Linked DNA regions of Mus musculus: region 2 is linked to region 1. The links are chromatin contacts, found by Hi-C in ENCODE. All regions are on one chromosome and are shown on one strand. Each heading gives the region's core, a stretch centred on a gene start or an enhancer-like site at or near the end of the contact. The rest is flanking DNA. Distances are from core to core; before and after follow the strand shown. Region 1 holds the start of Acbd7 (acyl-Coenzyme A binding domain containing 7). Region 2 holds the start of Sephs1 (selenophosphate synthetase 1).

Region 1 (5,174 bases), core at 1,716-4,215:
GTGTGTCTTCTGATTATAAAATCACCTCTCCACATACACCACTACTCTTGTTTGGTTGGCTGGTTGGTTTTTCAAGGTAGGGTTTCTCTGTTTAGCCCTGGCTCTCCTGGAACTCGATCTATAGACCAGACTGGCCTTGATCTCAGAGGTCCACCTGCCTCTGCTTCCCAAGTGCTGGAATTAAAGGCATGTTCCCCTCCCCCATTTCTGTGGTGTTTGGGGTCAAGGTCAGGGTTTCCTGCAAACATTTTACCACTGCTACATCTCCAGGCCAGGAGAGATACATCCACATCCCCAGCCCCAGCCCCCTGCTTCATCTTCATAATCTAGGAAGGAAACGAGTCTAAGTAAAATGTCCGTCAGACCAGGTGTGAAAGTAAACACCTGCAATACTAACACTAGAGAAGCTGAGGCAGTAGGATCAGCTGAAACTGGAGGCTAGCTTGGGCTACATAGCAAGATTCTTTTTTGAAAAATTAACCCTCCCACCCCCCCACACAAAAAGGATCTGTGTTATAATTTATAAATAAAATTGGGAGATTGTAACTAAAGAAGGAATTCTGTTTTCACTTCCAGAACAATCTGCCAACATTTATACCAGTATTAAAACAACAACAACAACAACAACAACAACAACAACAACAACAACAACAAAGAACATGCCCTCACTTTCGTTTCCATTAGTGAGCCATTAACAACACCCAGAAGGTACATAATGTCTATCCTAACGCCATTTCCATTCTGAAGAGAAAAGGCATTTGAATACCCTAGCCAGCACTAGCTGCTGGCTTGCCAATATGTTTTTTACTTTTATTATAATTTTAAACTTGGATTTTCGAAATCATTTTAGACCCAGGAACAAGTTATCAAAATACCACATCTTTGGTATCTACCGGGTTCCCAAGGTTACGGTGTTTGTAACAAGTACTTACCAGTTCTCTCAGTGTGCTGATGAACTGCCAGTATATGTGTGAGTGTGTGTGTGTGCATCAGTGTGCATGAGTCAATGTGAGTCTGTGTGTGTATATGTATGAGCATGAGGTGTGTGAGTGTGTATGTCAGTGTGCATGAGTCTGTGTGAGCTTGTGTGAGTACTCATGAGTCTGTGTGAGCATGTGTGAGTACTCATGAGTCTGTGTGAGCATGTGTGAGTACCCATGAGTCTGTGTGAAGATGTGTGTGTCAGTGTGTGTGAGTCTGTGTATGTATGTGTGTGAGCATGAGTGTGTGTGAGGGTGTGTCAGTGTGCATGAGTCTGTGTGTGTATGTGTGTGAGCATGAGTTTGTGTGAGGGTGTGTGTGTGTGAGCAATGAGTGTGTGTCTGAGAGAGCGTGGGTGTGTTAGGATTTGCATATGTTGCCTTGTCTATCCTGGAACATCACACTTAAATGATCACCCTACGTTTCTATTGAACCCAGGGACTCCCGAATGCTAGGTAACCTGCAGACTGATCCACACATGCCTCATCCCTTCTCTTAATGGGTTTCTAACCTGCCTTTATCTTTCTCTTCTGCTTGAAGTACTTTGTGGTTTTCCGAAACAGGGTCTCATGTAGCACACTGCTTTGAGTCTGCCACCTAGCTAAGGATGGCCTAGGACTCCTGATTCTCCTGTCTCCGAGTCCTGAGTGCTGGGATGACAGGTGTGTACTGTCACTCCTGACTTGAACTAACACTCCCACATCTAGAATATAATGCATGTTTTGTTATATTACTACATTGGTAAGAATTTCAAATTGAAATAATACACATATGTTTTAAGAACTTTTCATTTGTAACAATTTATTCTTTAAGCATAAACAAAGTGACTTAAACTTTCAGTGACTGCAATTCCAGTTTTCTTTGATCATACTGATGCTGATATCTAGCAAGTATATATTTTTTAAAACTAGAATCTTATTTTATCGAAATGAAAGAACATTTTCATTACAGCAATAATAGATTTAATACATTCAACACTGATAGTAATAGAAACCCACACCCTGTATCAATTTTAATTATTGAACTAAGGCTAGCCTTCAATGCTGCCCTATTGTCAGGGTGGCATTCATATGCCTTAGCTCATTGTCCCTTCGTGATATTCTTTAACTTTTAAATCCTAAAGATTCCCTTCTCCAATGCTGCTTTAAATGCTGCCCATGGAGGTAGCTCATTTAACTGCCTCTCTCCTCTTTTATTTGCTCTATGTTTATTACGGCATATATGCGGGTGCACATGTACCATGGCATGCATTTGGAGGTCAGGGAACAATTGCAAGGGACACTTCTCTCTCTCTACCATGTGCATTCTGAAGGTTCTGATCTCCAGGCTTGCCAGCAGATAGAACTCGTGCGCGCGCACACCTTTCATTATACACACATAGAAAGAGGGCATTTATATATAAAAGCAACCTATATGTGTTTATCTGAGAAAAGGGCTTCCTGGTTTTTAATTCCTATTTATTCTCTTTTCACTCTTATCAATAAAACAGTAAAGTCAGAGCTTTATAATCTAGCCCTGTTATTCAACAAAACACATCTATGAAAATCTCCCGAGGTCCCCAAGAGCAAGGGGATGTGGAGACCCCAATGGATGTCACTTGCTTCCTGGAGTTGTTAAGAGAGAGAGGTGAAGAAGCCCCCGCCCCCAGGAGCTTGTCAATTCTTCAGATCTGGGTAATTTTCCCAGAGGGCCAAACAGGTTGCTATAGAGATCCTGGGTCCTTGTCAACAGATGGTGAAGTACAATATATTGTGAAATATACTGCCCCACACTGCTTAGGCAGGTGTGGGAGTCACTGCAGGGTCGCAGCAGCAGAAGGCTCCTGGGGGTTACCTGCCCCTGTCCTGTCCCAGGGCTACCACACCTCCTCTCGCCCCATCAGAGCGCTTCGGATAATTGCTTTGGCATGGCCTTCCCAGATCTGGCTTACCTGCAAGGACATAATGATGAGACACGGAATGCTGTGACTCTCCCAGCTCAGAGTGAGAGTCCCCGGGGAGCGGGCTCCGCTGCTTAAAGAGCAGTGCTCCTCCTCCGGTCTCTCCTATTGGTTGCTCTCTGGGCATGGAGGACTAATTGGCCACAGGAGCGGGAGGGAGTGTCTGGGAGGTAACTCAGCCCAGTGTCTCGGAGCTCATTTAATCTCCTCTCTCTTCTTTTACTAAGGCGAACTTGCAGGTGCACGCATGCCTCCGCTGCCTCTCCTCAGTTGAGACTGTGGCTGTTTCCTTCCCTTTTCCTTGCCTCTCCATTCTACCTCTGGGTGTAGCGGTGTTAACTATAGCACTGTATGTGCTGAAGTTCTTCAGAGTTGTTCCTTAACCCAGAGAGAATACACATAACACCTGTCACCTGACCTCAGGGATGGCCGATAGCGTCTCTCGGGAATTCGAGACATGGTGTTGGTTTTGTGCTTACATGACTATACACAAATGTTCTGAACCTTACCAGGCGCCTTTTCTCCTTACTGATCTGATCTATGGAAGGGTGGCACTGCTACCCACTGTTGCCTGGGGTGGCCCGAGTGCTCAAGACACCTCCCATTCATATTGCTGCCCTGGACACAGATGTGGCTATAGACACTCCAATGGCACAGACTCGAAGCCTGTGCTTTGACTTGGTATCTCGTTACTAAAGTCCATTCCCAGTTAAGTGACTTTTAAATGTTGGACTGATTGTAGACATGCAGGAAAGGCCATAATGAAGTGGATATTTTGGACAATTACTATACACTAATTAAAAAACTAAAAATAATCGTTATTAACAGTATGTTTGTAGACTCCACAAAACCACAATAGCATACAATGCTGGGCAAAGCTCAGAATTCCATGCAAGCAAGAAGAATCTAGTGTTCAATTCTTGAACATTTTGTTGACAGACTGTATTGTCAGCTCTAATGCTACGATTTCTGACTCAGACTCTTAAGCTAATGTTATATTGTTGTATCCTTTAAATCCAGCAGTTCAAGAATTAAGACAAAAAGAATACTTTCATAAACCTTCTAAGTTATTAAAATATTTTGAGATATTTATAAAATTAACTATGATCATAAATGGTACATTTATAAACTGTTTATTCACAAACATAACTTATTTACAATGTAAAATAAAAGCTATCATTGAAAAGTAAATTGACCATTTAGTGTATATATAGACTACCAAATGCATAGTAATTTAGGGAACTATGGGAAGCATATATTTGTTAAAAAAAAAAACCTGAACATAAACTGATTAAACATAATCATAAACATAAATTGATGTAAATAAAAATAAAATAAATAAATAAATAATAAAATAAAAATAATAAAATAAAAATAATAAAATAAAAATTAAAAACTGAATTGATGTAAAATAAGAGCTATAATTGAAAAGTAAATTGACCATTTGGTTTGGTGTGTGTGTGTATATATATATATATATATATATATATATATACATACATATACACATATACTACTTAGGAAACTACAGGAAGCATATGTTTGCAGAAAAAAATATGAACATAAACTAAAGTTGTGCTACACAAATGGAAAGAAATTACCTTTGAGATATATTCTTTTGGGTAAAATCCTTGTGGAAAGATTGCTAAATTCTCAAATAGAAAACAAGGCCCAAAATAGTAGCGGCTATATATAATTTGTATTAACTTAATTCTGCCACAGCTGTCACTGGGTCATAGTGGTTCCATTTGTCAGACATGTACCATGTGGCAGGCACTGTGGTAAGCATCTTACACAGAATATTCTTCTAATCCTCAGAATAGGCACTATTTTTATCATTTCATAGTTGGCTAATTAACTTGCCTGAGGTGTAGGGACACTAGTTAGTGGGAAGGCTAGGGTGTCAACATAGCAGCCTGGCGGCAGAGGCTTGTAATGTAAGAGCTGGAACTTTGGTGGGACAACACTCATAGCCATTACCTTTTTACTTCTTTATCTTGCCCCTCTTTCTGCCTTTTTTTATTTTTATTTATTTATTTATTTATTTATTTATTTATTTTTCTGTTATGGTGTGTGCAAGTTCTGGCCCCGAAGGCCCAGTCTGCAGCCTCCTGTCTCAGTCTTCCACGAGCCAGGATTTTATGTGAACCTTTAGTATTTCAATTCTACCATCGCGATTTGTCTTTAGCGCTACATGACTGCGGGTAATAGTAAAGGACGTCTTATATGGCACAGTCAAAACTCGACCGAACTT
Region 2 (5,174 bases), core at 1,322-3,821, 1.5 Mb before region 1:
ACGTGACACCTGCCACTTGGGCAGTAAACTCTGAAGTTAGTAGTTCTAGGGTGCAGGCTAAGAGAACTGGTCGGTATTCACTATGTATTAGCTTAAAAGTTCTATGCTTTAGAGAGCAGAGATCCTAGCTACAGCGACTTTCCTGGAAAAACCTCTGACTGTCTTTTGCTCTCTCACAGAGAAAAATAAAACAGTCACCAGAAACTGTAGAAAGGAGGACACAAACGCATCTCATGCATTTTTTTTTTTTTAAATTGAGACTGGCCTCAAAGTGATGTGCCTGCCTTTGCTTCCTGAGTGCTGGAATTAAAGGTGTGTACCACCATTCCCTGTGAAATTCTTCCAGATACTAAATCCTAATTTAAAAAACAAGTCTCCCTCTGAACCAACAGTACCAAACTAATGGGAGAAGTCACTGAAGGAGACACTACTTAAAAACCAACAAAACCCCCCAAGGCTTCCCATGGCTGTAAAACACAATGCCGTTCAAGAGAGTGCTTGCAAAGTTCGCTGATGTTTTTTAACATTCCTAGAAAGCAAACATCCTGCCTAACAAACCAGTACACACACCATTGACAAAACTCGCTAGTTCATTACAAAAAGAAACAGTATCTCATGAGATCACTAGTCGTCTGGCACTGGGTACCACGCACTGCATTTCCGCACCAGCTCTTCCGGTTGCATCTAATTCAAAACCCAGTTAAGTGCTCCCGGGGTTTACACACTTTCTGACTGATGCTTTATTGGGCATAGGATTACAGACACCCTAAGTTTTAGGGTCGGTTTCTCCCATAAAATTTATGATTGAAAACATAATTCCCATTTATATAGTTTTCCATCCCCCAGGAAGTACATCACTCATTTAAACTAAATTTCACAAAGCCCAAATTCGGCAATCCAAACCATCATCACAAACATGACATGAGCAATGATTTCAGCGGGAAACTACCGACACGGATTTCGCTCATCGTTCATAGAAACCAAACTTCTCTACAGAGCAGTGTGAGCCAAGCAAGTTTCCGAAATGGGCATTCTGAAGCCATTTAACAGTTTGGAAAGAGTGCGAATTAAAATTCACCTTCGAAGAAAGGTTTGGAAAATCACATTCATTTTGCAAAAAATGCCTGCCTCACCTCTACCTGGTACAAAACGGGAAGACTTCCCTTTATAAAGAATCTATTTTCCTACCTCCAATCCTCACGGCCTCAACCAAAAGGCAGGAGAGAGACTCCGAAGAGCACCTTTCTTTTACCTTATTTTCCCTACACTTTCTGGTTAGGAAAGTTTAAAAACGCCTTACATCAAGAAAACTCAGCAGTTAAAAAACTCCCAAGTGCAAGGAGACCTAAGTCACACGGTTTGGCCTCAAAGGAAACTCCAGCTATTTGAAAAGGATGGAATTTGGGGTGTGCTTTGGGTAGAGGGAGTGCGTCCGACCTGGAAGCCACATGTTTACACCTTTAAAACAATGACATGAATATTTAAAGCCCGCGTTTAACCCCTTCGCTCCCGCGGGAGGCGGGCTCGGGCAGCGGGGTGCGGTGGGGCAGCACACCTACCTCCCCGCCAGCCCCCAGGCCCCGCGCGTGCTCACAGGCCCGGGCGCCGCGGCGTGCGCGCCGGGACCCCGCGCCCTCCATGGGGCCGGGCGCGGAGGATGCCACTCAGGGGACACCTTAAGTCTCAGGCTGCCGCCTTTAAAGGCACGGCGGGCGCGGGCCGCGTTCTTTGTACCGCGCCGCGCGGCTGCCGCGGGCAGGCCACCGGCAGGGCCATGCTGCACCGCAGGCCCCGCGTCGCCGCTGCCGCGGAGACCGTCGCCGGCGGGGACCGGAGGGACCCGAGGGCCGAGTGGGGGCGGGGAGGCCCGCGGCTCGGCGCCAGGACACTGGGCGGCTAAGGCAGAGCGCGCGCGCGCGCGGGCTCGCCGTCCGCGCCGCCACACAAAAATGTCGGCGGGCGAAAAGATTAACCCCTGCGTGGCCGCCGCCGCCCTCCCCCTCCGCTCCTCCCTCCCAACCCCGGCCCCGCGTGCCGCGGCGGCGACGGCGGAGGAGGCAGCGGCGCGGGCGGCGCTTCTTTTTTAAAGCGGCCCCACCAAAGCCTGGGCTCGGCCCCCTCTCCAGGCAGGGCGCGCGAAGGGCCCCGGTGCACGGCTCCCCGGCGGTCCCGGGCGGCCCGGAGGGGGATTTGCAACGGCCGCGCCGGGCCTGCGGCCCGCTATTCCCCTTTAAGCCTGCTGCCTCGCCCCCCCTCGCCAGGCCCGCCGCTTACCGGCTCGCTTTGCGCCCTCCGCCTCCTCCCGAAAACGGGCCGCGGCGCTCCCACAATGCACCGGGCGCGCTGGGCTCCCTTAAGCGTCGCCTGAATTTAAAAAAAAAAAAAAAAAAAATGCTGCTCCCGGTGGCGGCGGCACCGCCGGGCGCTCGGACGCCGCGTGGAGCTCGGCCTAGGCTGGGCGCGGCCCTCCGGGAACCGGGCCGCCGCGCTCCCGCCGGCCGGGCGCGTGAGGGTCCCTTTAAGAGCGGCCACCTCCCTTTAAGGCGGCGGGCCGGTGGCCGGAGCGCCTCCGGGTTGCTGGTGGCGGTGGCAGCGGCGGTGGTGGCTGCGTGCGGCCCGGGAAGGGGGCGGGGGCGCTGTGCAGAGGCCCGAGCGCGGCAATGATTGGTCTCGGGGGAGGGGGTGGGGGGTTGCAAACCCCAGGAACGGTGGCATCCGTTGCATGATGCAAAAGAAAAAAGAAAGGAAAAAAAAGGGGGGGGGGTAGATTGATTTCAAAAGTTGCGAGCAGCACTGGCAGCAACCTTGAGTGATGGGGGCCACCTACTTTCGCATCTCTGTCCCGCGAGAAGGGAACAGAGTGTTTTTGTTTTTTGCACAACCTGGCTGGGTGCGATCCCCGCATCACCCACGGGATGCAATACCTGCTCCCGAATCTCTGCTGCAGTGAGACTGTGCCCATGGGAACAATGTGCAGAGTGTAGGAGCCAAGGTCGCCCCCAGTGAGACATTTGAAAACCCAACTTAACCCCGCGCTCCATTCTCAGTGACTCCCATCTTTTCTTCATTCTATTGTTTGAGCGTAGCTCCGCATTTCTTTGGAGTCCCAGTGAAATATGCAAATGCTCTGTGAAGTTTCTTGAATCTTTGATCTGCATTTTGGGGAGGGAGAGTTTATGTTGTCCGGGTTATACCATTTGTTCTTCTCATGTCCAAGTAAACATGGCAGACTAATCCTGTGTGCTTGAATTGACATTGGTAATGCGGTTTCACTTGAAGTAACTTCAGATTTCCGACTTCGTACTGCATTGCTGGTGCAGAGCGTGTCCCTTCGAAGGACTTCTCTGGAAAGCTGAGCAGAGCAAACTTGGTTAGGAATAGGTTCGCATTTTCCCGATTATTTAGAAGCAGAACTGTTGTATCTTTTGGCTGTCTTTAGGTTCGTACACCCCGCAGATGTCCTTTTCATTCCTGAAATTGCCATTTGCCTGTTTCTTAGGAGTGGGATCTAGGGTGCAAAGTGTGGCGAGATGGACACAGGCATCTCCTGCCTTTGTGTCTTTTCTCCACAATACATTTGGGAGAATACAGTAGCACCTGGGCTCCTTAGCATCAGACTTCGGACATCGATTTATCGTTGATGAACGTGGAGTTTCTTCTGAATGGTCAGAAGACACAAACACAGCCTCACCAGATACCACACCAGGACTCCAAAGCCAGAGGGAAAGGGTTATACAGTTACATTTGTCCGGTTCTGCCTTTTAAATTTGATTTTGCATTTTAAACAATGTAACTTTTTTTTGTTCCTCACTTAGTTAAAAAAAAAAGTGATTTTTTTTTTCAAAAGATTTCACAATGAGAAAAAAAAAAAGTGGATGACACAGCAGGACCCCATGTCTAGATTTGTGTGTCCCTCCAAGGAGACTTAGCTCTTTGTTAATGTTGAAGGATGCTCTTTCTCAGTGGTGATGGAGGAATAATACCCTGGGTTAGGGGTTATTGTTTTAATGAAGCTGTACTAAGCCTGCATGTGTACTTGAACTGGAAGCATTGGGGAGCAGCAGAAGGGAAGGGTTTGGTGTGATTTAATGTGCACTGAAGAGAGGGGTAAGTATCAGATCCCCCAGGGTTTTTTTTTTTTTTTTTTTTTTTTTGTTGTTGTTGTTGTTGTTGTTGTTTGGTTTTTAGAGACAGGGTTTCTCTGTGTAGCCCTGGCTGTCCTGGAACTCACTCTGTAGACCAGGCAGGCCTCGAACTCAGAAATCCGCCTGCCTCTGCCTCCCGAGTGCTGGGATTAAAGGCGTGCACCACCACTGCCCGGCCAGGTCCCCCAGTTTTAATTTTGGGGACTGAATGACCAGTGATTGACACTTCTGATACTGGAACTGCTGGGAAGCTAACAAGTTTTGCAATAACTTCAACCTTCAAGATGCTAAGTTCTGTGCCTGCTGAGTACTCCAGGTAACTGGGAAAGCAGTTTGGAATTTTGAGATGCAAATCTGTGTGTCATCCGCATGGTACCCTAAGCCCCGGAGAGAGGTAGGATTAACCCAGAGGGAGATCTTGGACAGAGCACTGTATCCATGGAAATGTGAGCAAGGCTTTCTTCCCTCCCTATAAGGTAACAGGCACCTCCAGGTCTACCCTCTCCTCCCCCATACACCGCCGGAGGTCTCCAGCAGCACTGAAGCAAGCCTCTGCCTCTCTCAAGTTCTGTGTGGAACCCAGGGCCTCACACGCTAGCCAAAAGTTCTACCACTGAGCTCTACACTCCGACTCCAAAACTCTCAGCAGTGTTGACTGCAGAGTCTTGGAGACACAGATGCCTTGATTTACTGGGAGGCACTAGACTTGAGGCTAGCTACCCAGTGGACCATCTTACTGTGCTCACGATGGCTTTTTTTTTTTTTTAATTACCTGTATTGCTTTGCTATGGAACTCCCTCTAGTCAGCCATTCTGCCAGTTTGTAATTCCAGAGAGCTCACCTGAAAGGGCCTCAGAACCCCATTCCTGGGAAACACCTCCCTAACATCCCTAGGTTCCAGTGATCCCATCTGAGACGGAGTTTCTCTGACTTGTACTACCATGCTGAGGCTTATTAGAAATAAGAATTAACCAGCTACCCTTGAAACATCTGGTAGGTGCAATGAGTGGTAGCCTCCCATTCTTCCAA

Evidence for each region. Hi-C counts contacts between places; a loop is a spot of excess contacts on that map.
Region 2: a map of T-helper 17 cell shows a loop between it and region 1 (4-fold over the local background). The contact joins the promoter of Sephs1 here to the promoter of Acbd7 in region 1. A Hi-C loop is called at or near these places in 2 of 37 maps with a recorded cell type or tissue (T-helper 17 cell and v-Abl transformed pro-B cells).

Annotation. Positions count from the first base shown.
Region 1 is chr2:3,333,959-3,339,132 of GRCm38, reverse strand. Acbd7 (acyl-Coenzyme A binding domain containing 7) reads right to left here and starts at 2,965. Exons shown (of 4, transcript NM_030063.2): 1 at 2,912-2,965. The coding sequence starts at 2,923.
Region 2 is chr2:4,878,961-4,884,134 of GRCm38, reverse strand. It overlaps Sephs1 (selenophosphate synthetase 1), which reads right to left and starts at 2,571. Exons shown (of 9, transcript NM_175400.6): 1 at 2,275-2,571.